Linked DNA regions of Homo sapiens: regions 1 and 2 are each linked to region 3. A link is a contact called in ENCODE Hi-C or POLR2A ChIA-PET data. All regions are on one chromosome and are shown on one strand. The core of a region is the stretch at or near the end of the contact, and the rest is flanking DNA. Distances in the headings are between cores, read along the strand shown.

What was found. A loop is a pair of places that touch in the nucleus more often than their neighbours do. ChIA-PET counts read pairs that join two places held with the same protein, here RNA polymerase II (POLR2A). Pooled maps may share reads with other maps.
Region 1: a map of A673 shows a loop between it and region 3 (5-fold over the local background). The contact joins two enhancer-like sites. A Hi-C loop is called at or near these places in 2 of 168 maps with a recorded cell type or tissue (A673 and OCI-LY7) and 2 of 50 pooled maps. POLR2A ChIA-PET finds 5 or more read pairs at or near these places in 2 of 52 experiments (B cell and IMR-90).
Region 2: a map of A673 shows a loop between it and region 3 (5-fold over the local background). The contact joins two enhancer-like sites. A Hi-C loop is called at or near these places in 1 of 168 maps with a recorded cell type or tissue (A673). POLR2A ChIA-PET finds 5 or more read pairs at or near these places in 2 of 52 experiments (A673 and activated B cell).

What each region holds. Positions count from the first base shown.
Region 1 is chr1:183,840,448-183,844,826 of GRCh38, forward strand. The region is part of intron 2 of RGL1 (ral guanine nucleotide dissociation stimulator like 1); the gene reads left to right. Among named protein-coding and RNA genes, the nearest start is that of RGL1, 38 kb to the left of the region's middle. RefSeq lists an enhancer at 1,341-1,390. Within about 2 kb of position 2,290, at least 18 of the 41 ENCODE cell types and tissues checked have a DNase peak (open chromatin) inside an H3K27ac peak, as active enhancers do; they include A673, where a contact is called at or near this core.
Region 2 is chr1:183,886,813-183,890,965 of GRCh38, forward strand. RGL1 (ral guanine nucleotide dissociation stimulator like 1) reads left to right here. Exons shown (of 18, transcript NM_001297671.3): 8 at 1,662-1,765. Among named protein-coding and RNA genes, the nearest start is that of RGL1, 84 kb to the left of the region's middle. Within about 2 kb of position 1,724, at least 3 of the 41 ENCODE cell types and tissues checked have a DNase peak (open chromatin) inside an H3K27ac peak, as active enhancers do; they include A673, where a contact is called at or near this core.
Region 3 is chr1:183,776,752-183,781,187 of GRCh38, forward strand. It overlaps a transcript of RGL1 not described here. Among named protein-coding and RNA genes, the nearest start is that of RGL1, 26 kb to the right of the region's middle. Within about 2 kb of position 1,445, at least 2 of the 41 ENCODE cell types and tissues checked have a DNase peak (open chromatin) inside an H3K27ac peak, as active enhancers do; they include A673, where a contact is called at or near this core.

The DNA of each region.
Region 1 (4,379 bases), core at 1,040-3,539, 65 kb after region 3:
TTCAAAGTCCTCAGCATGTCAAAGTTCCATACTTTGGGATAGCGTTTTCATGACTTTTTTAATGCTTGTTTCTCTGCCTGCTGTGCCCTCCCCAACATAGTTAACTCTCATTCATTATGTGAAACCCAGTGCAGGCCAGGTATGGTGGCTCATGCCTGTAATGCTAGCACTTTGAGAGGCCAAGGTGGGAGAATCGCTTGAGTCCAGGAGTTTGAGACCAGCTTGGGCAATATAGCGAGGCCTTGTCTCTAAAAAATAAATAAATAAATAAATAAATAATAAATAAATAAATAAATAAATTAGCTGGGGTGGTGCGTGCCTGTAGTCCCAGCTACTTGGGAGGCTGAGGTGGGAGGAATGCTTGAGCATGGGAGGTTGAGGCTGCATTGAACCCTGATTGCACCACTGTACTGCGGCCTGGGCAATAGAGATGGACTGCATCTCTAACAAACAAACAAAACAAAACAACCCAGTGCAGACAGAACCTACTTAAGAAGCCTTTTCTGACACCTCCTTTACACTGGGCCCCTCTTGGTGCTTCCCTCCATGTCTTGCCTCTCTCTCCACCATTTTACTCACATTTTATTGTAATGGTTTCTTTGTGTCTGTTTCCTTCACCAGACTGAACAACTTGGTTGCCAGAACTGCATGCTATTTACCTTTATATGTCTAGTACCTTGCACAGTGCCTGGCACATAGTACCATTTAGTTAATATGTAGCTGAATAAGTAGATGAATAAATGGAAAAGACAGCCATTGTGTATGTGCTAGTAGCATAAAAATACAGGATACACAATTACATTTCAAATTCAGATAAATAACAAATAGGTTTTTTTAGTATGCATAGATCCCAAACATGGAATGGGACATACTTATACCACATAGTATGTAATTATTCATTATTTCTCTGAAATTAAAATTTCACTGGGCATCCTGTAATTTATCTGTCAACCCTAACCTAGCAAAAAAGTGACTTCCCACCCAATATTAGGTTAGCACAAAGGTGATTGTGACAAGTTTTGGTTTAAGTTTTGTTAAGTTTGCCACTATTTTTAATGGCAAAAGCCATAATCACCTTTGCACCAACCTAATAAAAGTTCACACAAGGCAGAACCTCATGTTGAGCTTGACATCATGGGCCCTAAAGTATTTTCTAGACTTTACCTTAACATCTCTGAGTGTCCTGTGTGTAAATAGTCACTGTAGTACTCAGGTGTATTGGCCTTGTCATGTTCTGCTGGGTGTCATTACATACATGATTTCTGCTGAGAGAATGATGCAAATTTTGTTGCATGGCAAAGAAATTTATGCAGTTGAGTAATATGGAGAGATGAGCAGAGCTTATTTGTGAGTCAGCTTGTGGGTTTTCCTATACAGGTGGAGTATCCTTAATCTTAAAACCGAAATTCAAAGTGCTCCAACATCCATGCTTATTGCAGTGTTTTGCAGTTTGGATTTTCAGAATGGGGATACTTGAATGGTAAGTATAGTGGGAATATTTCAAAATCTGAAAAATTCTGAAATCCAAACCACTTTCAGTCCCAAGAATTTGAGATAAAAGATCCTCAGCCTGTATTGTGGTGGTTTGTTGTTGCTGGATAGTGGTTGTAGGGCATATGAAAAGGAAGCATAAAACTTACTTTTGGTGTTTGGGGATGAATGTAGGGATTGGGTGTGGGTTTTAGATTTTTGGAGGGAGTTAACAGCTGGAATAGTACTCACTATTTACTTTGCTGCTCAGGCCAAGATGCCTGAGAACTGATATACTGAAGAGTGATCATGGTGTGGAGGACTCCATACTGTCTCCATCCTAATGAGGTTGTTTGCTTAACACGTTCCCTGTTAAACTATCAGATGACTGAATTATTATTTTGATTGAAGGGACTTTTTTTTTTTTTCAAATTAGAAACACCCAACTGGTTAACAGTTTATGTTTTAGAAGGTGAAAGAGTTTATTTTTCCATGACTGGAAACGGAATTGAAATATGGCATCTTTCATCTCTCACATGCCCTTTTTCCTCTCCGTCTCATGCCAAAATCGATAATTATGGAAATTACCTGGTAGGACACTTGGGCACAGTTTTAGATATTTACCCCATAGGACTCAGACATGTTCTCTTAGAAAAAGCTGGATTCTAAAGGCACAAAGATCAACCAAAAAAACAAACATGAAACATTTTTGTGGTCACAGTACCGTGATCTTGTCAGTAAAGCGACGGTCTATGATTAAATCCAGATTGAGCTGTTTCCTGTTAGCGTGCTAACCCACAGGACAGGCTCAGGCCTCCGTGTCTTGCTTTCTAAGTCTGGGTTATTAAGCACTTGTCTGACAAGGGTTCCACCCCTTTCGTCTTCAACTTAATAATTCAAAGTTACTAAGATAATATAAGCAAAAACAGGTCCTAAAGTCTCTTAAAACACTTACAGACCTATAGGAATCTTTTCTTGCAAAAATGAAACTTTTAACATTTTAGCTTCTCTTGTCGGGCCATATGGCAGAGTATTTTTTGTGTTTCCCCTCTGTACAGTTTCATTTCAAAATAATTTCAGTGGTAAGCAGATCATTTTAAGTTTTTGTTTCATAAGAAATGTACTCTATTTGAATGTTGGCAAATTAGAAGTCATCAGATCTTTCCCCTGCCATAATAAGCAGGTATTAGGATATTTAGCAGTTCTACAGAAAATGACATTAAGCAAATTCTCTGATAACTTAACATGCATTGTTATTTTGTGTGAGAATGATTGTAGGCACAAGAGCAATTCTATACTTATTTTATGATATTGTCATTGATGTTCACTTTGAAAATTATTTTTTAAATCTAAATTTTCAAAATATTTTATTAGTCTTCTGTTAGGTCATATGTGGTTCTTCCTAATGCACAGATGCAAACCCTGAGGAACAAATACTGTTAAAGGGACTTACAGGAATCATGTATGCATATTGAAATTTTTTCCGAGTAAGAAAGTACTGAAAGAGAGGGGCTGGGTTAATGAGAAACATAATTCCATTCCCAAGGGAGAACCCTGGCTTTCTGCCAAATCTCTGCTTTCTGGCAGGAAATGGGACCCACTTCATCAGGTCCTTTGACAAGCATTTTTCTCTGTGTTTGAATTTTGGGACACGTCAATACTCGGTGAAAAAATAGTTCTTTTAAATAATCATCACTTTTGATAAGAAGGATTTAGAATTAAAGTAGAGTTTCCATTGTAAGTAAAATAAGAATCGTCAAATTTCAACATTGTTTGGTAAGGGAACACTGTTATTATCACAAGGCGAGGAAGCTTGATTTAAATCAGAGTTTGACTATCCCTAACCACTGAGAAGCCATTCCTTTTATTGTTGTTAATATTTAACATTGAAGTATATTTTCATGTTTTTTTTTGTTTGTTTGCTTTTGAGATGGAGTCTCGCTCTGTTGCCCAGGCTGGAGTGCAGTGGCACAATCTCCAGCCCACTGCAACCTCCGCTTCCTGGGTTCAAGTGATTCTCCTGCCTCAGCTTCCTGAGTAGCTGAGACTACAGGCACGCACATTACACGTGGCTGATTTTGTATTTTTAGTAGAGATGGGGTTTTACTATGTTGGCCAGGCTGTTCTTGAACTCCTGACCTCAGGTGATCCACCCCCCTTGGCCTCCCGAAGTGCTGGGATTACAGGCGTGAGCCACCGCTCCCATCCTGAAGTATATTTTCTAACTGCTACTTTTGAATATCATGCAGGCTGACAATTATTTTGGCCAGGTCTTTTGAAGTGACAAGGTACAAAACACAAAACATCCTGACATTTTTGTATTAATAAAGAGATCAAAGGAATACACATTTGAAAATAAAAATTAACATTATATTTTATAATGTTTTGATTTTTCTTTTTTAAATGAAAAGTGGTAAATATGAGTTAAGTTTTAAATGCATTACAGTAATTTAATAAGCCAAAATTTTTCAAAGTATGTGCATTCTGAAGTTCTGCAAGATGCTCTCAGACTAAAGAGAAATCCATCTGGAAATGCTGCATACCATACCCCTCTCTTGGAGTTGAATAACACCGTTGGCATATGAGAAATTCTGCAGTAAAGAGATATCATTGACTTTGTTGAACTCTATAGTTCCCAAACTTGACCATAGGAGTTTTTTTTGGAACTAGTGTTTTACGGCACACACTTCAAGCAACAGTGAACCAAATAATTAATAACATGTAGAATTCTAAACCATATATCTTTTTCACTTATTGTTTCTGATAAAGTTAATTGGAACTTCTGGGGAACAGATGGGTACTACAAGGTTTGTTCTAAAACTACATATAGAGTGATAAAGAACAGCTATTAGACCCTGATCTGAGTCAACAGTCTTAAGAGGCCTAAAGAAATGTTTGCTATTTTGCCT
Region 2 (4,153 bases), core at 474-2,973, 110 kb after region 3:
AAAAAGAAAATTTTTCTGACCTAATATGACTATATTTTCTTGGACTGCCCTTAATGGTATGTTTTTACTTTTGCATCACATCTCCTGGAAGATGCCTCTTTTTCTAGAAATGGGACCAGATGCCTTTTGTACTCCTTTAAACCCTTAGTTTAAACCTCTTTTTGAATAATGTGTTCCATGTGTTTATTTCAATTTGCATGATGTATCTGTTCCTGAGTTCCTTTTTTTATTGCAAGTTTCCTGATTTTTAGAATATAACTTTTGTGAACCTTTGTTGAACCATGCTCCCATAGGCTTAGTTTCCAGATTGCAATTCAGAACATTTCTCTTGTTCTCTCTCTCTTCCCCTCCCTCCCTCCCTCTTTTCCTCCCTCCCTCCCTCCTTCCCCTCCTTCTTCTCTCTTTCTCTTTATATCTTTCCAAATAAGGGGAGGACATTGAGGCATTTAAAAAGGGTGGACATGACTTTTATTAAGTACTTTGGCATTTACTCTAAAGAAAATGTTTGAGGGTTTGTTTGGCATAGTTTTCAGTGTCCAGATTTTGGCATGCTAAATTAGAGTGCTGTTTTTCCTTCGTATTCAGGATTAACATTTCTTTGTGAAATGATTCTCGAAGTGATTTACATTTATGCCCAATCACTCTGGGACTTCTTACCTGAGATACTCTACACAAAACCAAATACGTGCTCACATGGTGTACTCACTTGTAAACACTGGGCCTAGTACGCTGTCATGTGCCTGTATATGAAGCATCTCCTTTGACATAAGGCCTGGTCCAGTCTCCTCACGTTGCTACCTTCCCCATGCCAGCCAAGAATGGGACTTTCTCCCTGTCTGTTTTGCTGTCCCTGCTATTCAGTCACAGGACTTTGACTCCAAGGTCACTAACTGCTGATGCTACAGGCTCCTTATGGTAGCTTAAGTTTAAATAGGGAGCCTCTCTCCTTACCCAGAAAATGGCATCCAGAATGTTTCCTGTTCTCTTTCTATTTTGTTTTAAAACATTGCCAAAATGAATTTTATTTTAAAAGGCCGAGTTATTTTGGAAGCATTGAAGTACCAAGGTGTTTTTGAATGTTTATGGTTGCAGGACAAGCCAATTTGAAACCAAATGAATGTGTATAAAAATATCCCCCCTTGGCTAAGAGCATAAAAGCCAAAGTTCAACTTGTGGTGAATTTTTATTGCCAAATTATATACACCTCTGTGGACAAGGGTTGGTGATGAGATGTTCAATACCATCTGACCTCAAAGTGGCTGCTGCCCAGCTCATTTTGGGATCTAAAGAAGATCTAAAGTGCATATTTTTAGGACATCTGTGTGCTTTCAGCAGAAGAAAGTTGCTCTTTCTAGCATAGCTCTGTAGACTTACCTCCATTAGTGTTTTTACTAGGAAAGCTGGAAACTATAAAACTGTAACAACAACACAAAAAAATATATTGACGAGAGAAAAACAAGCATACTGTGCCAAAATCTATAAAGTGTTTCGATGACTGGGGTGGGAGGAAGGAGCCACTTTTTGATGTTCACTATTTATACAGCTGCCTATTTTGTGGTAAGAATTCATAGCAGCTGTGATACCTCTAAAACAGGAAACCACCAAGTCATTGTAATATTGATAGTTAAATGCCTTTTATGTTTTAATCACTCCCCATGCAGGAATGTAGACTCCTGAAGAATTTTTCCTCCTTGAGGGCCATCGTTTCGGCACTGCAGTCTAATTCCATCTATCGGTTAAAAAAGACTTGGGCTGCCGTCCCAAGGTAAGTTCCCAAGTGTTTGCTCTGCTTTTCTTTGGCCGGGATAATTAGTGGTTGTGATGAGTCCTCACCTTCAAAGCTTGTATCGCATAACTAGAGAAACATATTTGAAATCCTCTGTGTGTTTCAGGCAGGGTGCATCTTACACATAATCATTAATGACTTTTGAGGCAGGGCTCCTGCAGAAATCAAACTCATTCTAAGTATACCAAAGCCAAGATTATTGGCTTTGGGGATGATTTGAAGGATGTGCTTATTATCTGGATTTTGAGGGATAAGGTTGTGGAGTGATGAAGTTACAGCAATTTGCCATTACTTCTGGTTATTTTTCAGCCTCACTACAAAGCCCTAAGCTATTTTAGGACTCAAGGGGTAATGTGTGCAGATAGGACATTAGTTCTTGATGTTCAGTAGGAAACTATTTAGTTGTCCTTTTAGTTTCAGCATTTTAAAAACTATCTTATTGGCATTAAAAACCTTTAAATGTTCTTTCCTAAGTACCTGAAATTATTAACTGGCCACATCCTATGCTGTTTTTCTTCATATTTCTTGGTGCAACCGTTGGAATAATTAACAACTTGGTTTCCTGATTTTTGCACTACTGCCATCACTTCCATTTCCGGAACTTCACTGTAGATCAAAGAACTTTGTGCAAAGGAAGGAAAGGTGAGGGAGGGGGCAGTTCTGATTCTCTGTCACTACAGATTTAGAGGCTGGGGATTGTGTCATGAGTACAACTAGGCCAGCTACATTCAACAAGTTTGCCCAGGTTTGAACTAGTCAGGAAGTTAGGCTATATCAGGGAAGAATCTATAAATTCTGTATGGTCTATACCACATGTGGTATAGTCAGTTTCAGTTAGGAGGAGAGGGATGCCAGCTGGCTTCCCAGCCAGGCTGCCTTAGTGGGGCAGAATGGAAGGTCTGGGTCCTCAGTTTCATAAGTTTACTCAGAGTTGATCAAGCCCTAAGAGACTGGCATTGTTTGAATTTGCAAGAGCCCCAAGCTGGTAAACCAGAGTTTCATAAATTTATGCTGAAAAATGAGTGCCAGAATCCTCAAGCTTGCTGATAAGCTCATATTCTCGTTCAGGGGATAGTCTACTTGGTGTAAGCCAAATTATTTATTAGGTGATTCTTTGATGGGTAAAAAGAAAAAAATAAAGTGGATGTTTATAATGCCTCATGTTACAGAGCTGTAGAAGCCACAGCTACTTGCACTCCAAAGCTCGTGCTTTGTTTATGACATCAATATTTATCAGTAGAAGAACTAGCAGGCTTTTCAAAGACCAATGCAATTTTCTTGATTATTATTCTTTTTTTAGGTTCTTTCTTCTCTATTTTGAATAATCAAGGTGATTGTGTGTATTAAAGAGAGATTAGTTGGTTGATTTTCCTCTGCACATTTCTCCTTAAGAACGATGGGGTCATATAAAATCATTACTTGATAGGCCCTGGTGAAATGCGATGGGAAAATCAGAAGCATGCAGTGTCCCCACCCTTCACACCTCCACTTCACCTCTTCTTTCCCTTACCACCACTCTCCACTCAACTGTAGTATAGTATCAAAAACAAAGGGACAGTCAAGTGTTAAAATGTAGCCTTACTCAATTGATTGCAACCTTGTCTGATTGCCACGAAAGGTAATCCTTTCTTTGATGGTTGAAAAAAGAACACTAAGGAAAGTCACGTAACCAGCCTAAGATTTCTTCCACAGCAAGTTTGAGACTAAAACATGAGCAAAAAAAATTAATGGACTTGTATCTTAGTCTCCTTGGCTGCCATATGAAAAGATTTATTCTAGCTGGCTTTTAAAACTATTTTCTAAAGACAAAGGAAAAACCCTCTAAGCTGCATTCTGTGTAACATATGTTTCTGGTTTGTTTCTTAGTTGGTTTGTATGTGTTTTAGCAAGGACACTACAGAAGTGTCACAGTTCCTTAGAGAACACACTTCTATATCAGCTTTACATGTTCTCCATTGCTAAATTCAAGGAACAGGATTAAGATAACTTATTTGGACATGGTACATCTATACAGTGGAATATTTTGCAGGCATAAAAGGAGTGTAGTACTGATACATGGTGTAACATGAAGGAACCTTGAAAACATGCTAAATTTAAAAAGCCAGCCACAACAGCTACGTATCATATACTTGGACTTGTATATGAAATGTCCAGAATCAGCAAATCTATGGACACGGAATGTAGATCAGTGGTTACCTAGGGCTGGGACTGGGAGGACGGTAGGGTCCCAGGGTGATAGCTAAAGGGTAGAGGGCTGCTTTTTGGGGTGATAAAATATTCTAAAGTTGATTATGGGGATGACTGCACAACTCTGTGAATATACTAAAAAGCATTGGACTGTATACTTCAATGATATGTGGATTATAT
Region 3 (4,436 bases), core at 195-2,694:
AGGCTTGCGAAGAGGGCAGGGGTCTGATCATGAAAGGCCATGAAGCTTTGTACCTCCTGGGGAGAGTTCATCCACAAAAACATGACCCCCATCTGTCACTGTTAGCGAGGTCTCCATTTTTTGTACTAATGTTGTGGTGCTTAGGAAGCAATAATTCAGTGCTTGAAGTCTGATGGAATGCTGTGGTTTCTGGGGAGCCCAGAATCATGGTGCTGCTATTTTTAATGGACAGAAACTTACTGTATTTCAAGTGAATAAAATGAGCATAGAGGTTTTGTCTCCTACACATTTTCAACCTAAGGACTTTTATAGATGGATCGAAGCTGTCCTGAGCCAAAGTGTATCAGTTCTGCCTACCATCAGCAGAAGATATTAGCAGTGGTTTGTTTAATTTCTTTTTGGACTTTCAGAGAAACAGACTTGAAGATAGCCTTTGGGAAGCTAACTTGTAAGTACATAAGCTTTGTAATACAAAGTTAACTTTATCTTAATTTTCGTATACTGCTGACATTTTCTTGCATCAGATGGATTATGTTTGTGTCCCGGATCTTGAGGTTAGCCAGAGTTTGTAAAACTAATAAATAATTTTACAATCTGGAAGATTTTTCTTTTAACAAAACCAATGGCATGTGTCCATTATCCTATGGAGCTAGGACAACTTGAGTTTGGTTTGGAGAATCTAGAACACAGTTGCTCTGGGGCAGGGATGAAGGAGGATTACATTCTAATGACAGTCATTTGCAATGTCTCATCGTGTTCAAACATAGGACGATTACACAAGGTTTCATAATGGAAAATAAGCGGTCCAGATAATTCAGAATACACAAACCATTTGGTGACCTTGCCTGTGACTCCTCAGGGAGGGAGCTCATAGGAAAACTGATGATCTGAGATTGTGATTTGCCCAAAGTTGCAGAATAACATTATACTCTAATTCCCAACTGTTGCTCTATGGACTTGGTTTTTACAATTATCTAAGATTTTCAAAGACTCTAAGCTTTGCAAACTCTAATTACATGACAAAGTTCCTGGCCATTAGCTTTTAATTTTAGAGTATACTTTTTATTGTCGTTTGAGTTTTATGTACTTTTTATTGTCATTTGAATTCTGCATGATGATAGTCTTCCTTTCCTTCACTCCCTACCCTGATCTTCCTTTCTCCCCAACCCTATTGATACTGAGAAAATTAACATCTCATTTGGAAGTGGGATGTTTGAAGGGATAGATTATCTTTACAGTTTGTTTCATGTGTCCAAGAAAATTTTTAAGCTGCAGCTCGGGGTAGCATTTTTCTTTCCTCCAGCTCTGTATTTTTTTCTTATTTAATGTGATCAGTAGTTCAAAGCAGGATCTATTTATTTTTGGCTCACTTTCCACCTCACTGGTTGTGACTTTTAGATGTGTATGTGGATTTTGTTCTCACAGGAAGATCTAAGGAGACCCTGTTATAAGCATGGGTTAACCGCCATAAGGCACAGCTGGTGCAAATCAGCATGATGCAGCATAGCTTAGGGTTATTGGCAGCGCTTGTGTTTAGAATTATACAGTAAAGAAGAAAAGGGGCTCTGTACTATAGGATAGGAAAGAAGGAAAAATCTAGCGGGGGAGAAGGGAGGATATCAAACATAAACAGGAGAGGGAAGACATAAAAGAGTAGGGGTTTTCCTAGTGACCTCATAAACAAGTAGTATGGGGAAAACTGTATACTATGTAAAGTTTTACTAAATAAAATGATGTTTATATATAATCCTTTATGGTTTCAGGGATTTGGGACACCTTATTTTATATGATATGTTTCTGTCCTTTATGGGGGTAAACAGAGAAACTGTGGGGAGGCTTGATAGCCCATGGAGAACTGGGAGGGTTCTTTAAAGAAGTTGGGGAGAATGGAAAATCTAGGATGGGAAAAAGGGTCTGGATTCTATATTCCAAATTCTCTGTCCTCAGTCTGATTTGATGTATGTCATCTATGGTTCAGCTACATGTCTCAGGTTTTGGATCAAAATATACATGGTCAGCATAAGTCTCTCTGAGCAGATTGACATATTTTCCCAGATCATTACAAAAGAGGGCTCATCCTTTAGGGAATTGTCTGCATCTTTCCTGAGGCCTGGATTCAGTGCTCCTTTGAAGACAAATGGGCCGTGATAGGTGGAGCAGTTTCTGTAAGAGATGGTCCTGTGCCAACCCCCTGGCAGAATTGTACACCTGGCACTGGTACAACTGGTGCTCCGCTTAGACTTTTCTCTCAGTCTTTCATGGACACCTATTAGGTGGCTGGGAGGAAGAAAGAAGGGGAAACTTCCTCCTCCCCTGGAGGACAGACTGCTATCAGTAAGGAAGCTGTGTAGCTGTTCATTAGAAGTGGTGATTCTTATTTGGAGCATTGCAAAATTTCAAAATTTTCCCTTCCTTCCTTCCTTCCTTCCTTCCTTCCTTCCTTCCTTCCTTCCTTCCTTCCTTCCTTCCTTCCTTCCCTCCCTCCCACCTTCCTTCCTCTTCTTTCTTTCTTATAGTCTTGCTTTGTCGTCCAGGCTGGAATGCAATGTCACCCAGGCTGGATCTTGGCTCACTGCAACCTCTGCCTCCTGGGTTCAAGAAATTCTCCTGCCTCAGCCTCCTTAGTAGCTGGGATTTCAGGCATGTGCCACCTCGCCCAGCTAATTTTTGTATATTTAGTAAAGATGAAGTTTCACCATGTTGGCCAGGCTGGTCTTGAACTCCTGACCTCAAGTGATCTACCCACCTCAGCCTCCCAAAGTTGCTGGGATTACAGGCATGAGCCACCGTGCCTGGCCAAAATTTCTTTTTATTATCTTGAGATCAAGACGTGCTCAGGTTTCACGATGAGTGTGTAAGATGACTCTCGATGCTAATTCTAGGACAGTGTGTGAGGTAGCCCCCACAGTTAATTCTGGGTCAAGGTGAGTGTGTGAGATAGCCCCAAAGTTTGCTCTAGGTCTGGGTTTGTGGATTGTGTTGGAAACTTTAAAAAACAAGGACTTGTGTAGAAGTTTGAGGAAAGATAGTTTGTAAATTTGTATCTTTTTTTTTTTGAATGATAGGAAAGCATCAGTGTTGAGTTCTGCAAGCCAATTGAAAACAGAAGGTATTTTATGCATAGTGTGTGGGTGAAGAATGTATTTGTGAAGGAGGAAATGGGTCAATTGAAATAACTATCAATTCATAAAAGAGAAAATCAGTATCTAATTAGCATGAAGAATGCTCAGATCAAATAGTGTCTAAAATGTTGATTCAGTTTAGTTTTATATAAAATACTTAGTGAGATATAAAGGATATAGAATTTGATAAAACTCACCTTGATTCCAGTTTCCTCCCTGGGAGAATACCTGTGAATGGGTGCAACATTCTTAATGTGCTGGGTGACTTGATTTTTTGCAAATAATTATTTTGGTGGAAATGTGGGTTCATAATGTTTCTAATATGCTTTGCGTCATTTTTCAGGAGCATGATAAATTTGAACTGTTACATCTATTTTACTTTGGAGCAGTCCTCCTTGTCGTCAAGGGCATCCATTTTTGAAACAGCTGTTTGGATTGAGGGATACAGGATGTGGCCATAAAGTAGATCAAAGTTAATTGGCCCTCAGGGTAAACAAGCTCATGACCTTGGCCTCATTAGCCCTGTGCTGTAACTAGCTGAAGTAACCTGCCCTGGGCAGGAAGTTTGCTTCCCTGAAGAAGCTTCAGCATTTAGAAATTATCCAATAAGTCTTCTCATTTTGCCAACCTGCCCTCTTCTGCCCCAGCACTGAATGCTTGGATGGTGAGTGAGAAGAGGGGGAGATTCAGTGCTTTATGGGATTACCATCAGGTAGGAAAAAAAATGTTAAAGTCATGCTTATTTTATAGGATTTGTATACAGGCTTGAGGATAGGTTTTGGCCAATAGAAAGCCTCTACATGTGTCACAACAAAAGGTGTATGATAGGTGATACTTTCAGCGCGGTGGACTCTTTTGAGTCTCAGTTTTGCCTTACCTCTTCATACTGTCTGGATAAATAATGAAATATGCCACAATAGCCCTGACCATGAAATGGATTAATGAAGCTGCAGTTCAAGACTGTACACAAGAGTAAAAGACATTTTTCCTTTCCCAGGCCCAAGAAAACAAAGGAGTCATGCTGTTCCGTGGCAATGGAGCCACCAGCAGCTCCTGAAGGCCAGTTCTCTGCAGCTGGTTTATATTCCTCACACTTCAGGGCCTATTGCTAAGTAGGTTTGTCAACATTTCCTCCAAGCACCTCTTTTCTAGCCTTTCCATTGGCCAGAGGGATGGGGCAGGGATAAGAGTGATCCTTCCGACTTTATGGATAGCTAGGACATTTTGGTTCTTCATACTCTCAGGCATGGACTAGTTCCTCTTATCAAAATCTCTTTTCTGAAGTAAAATAAGTAGAAAAAAATCAAATTCAAT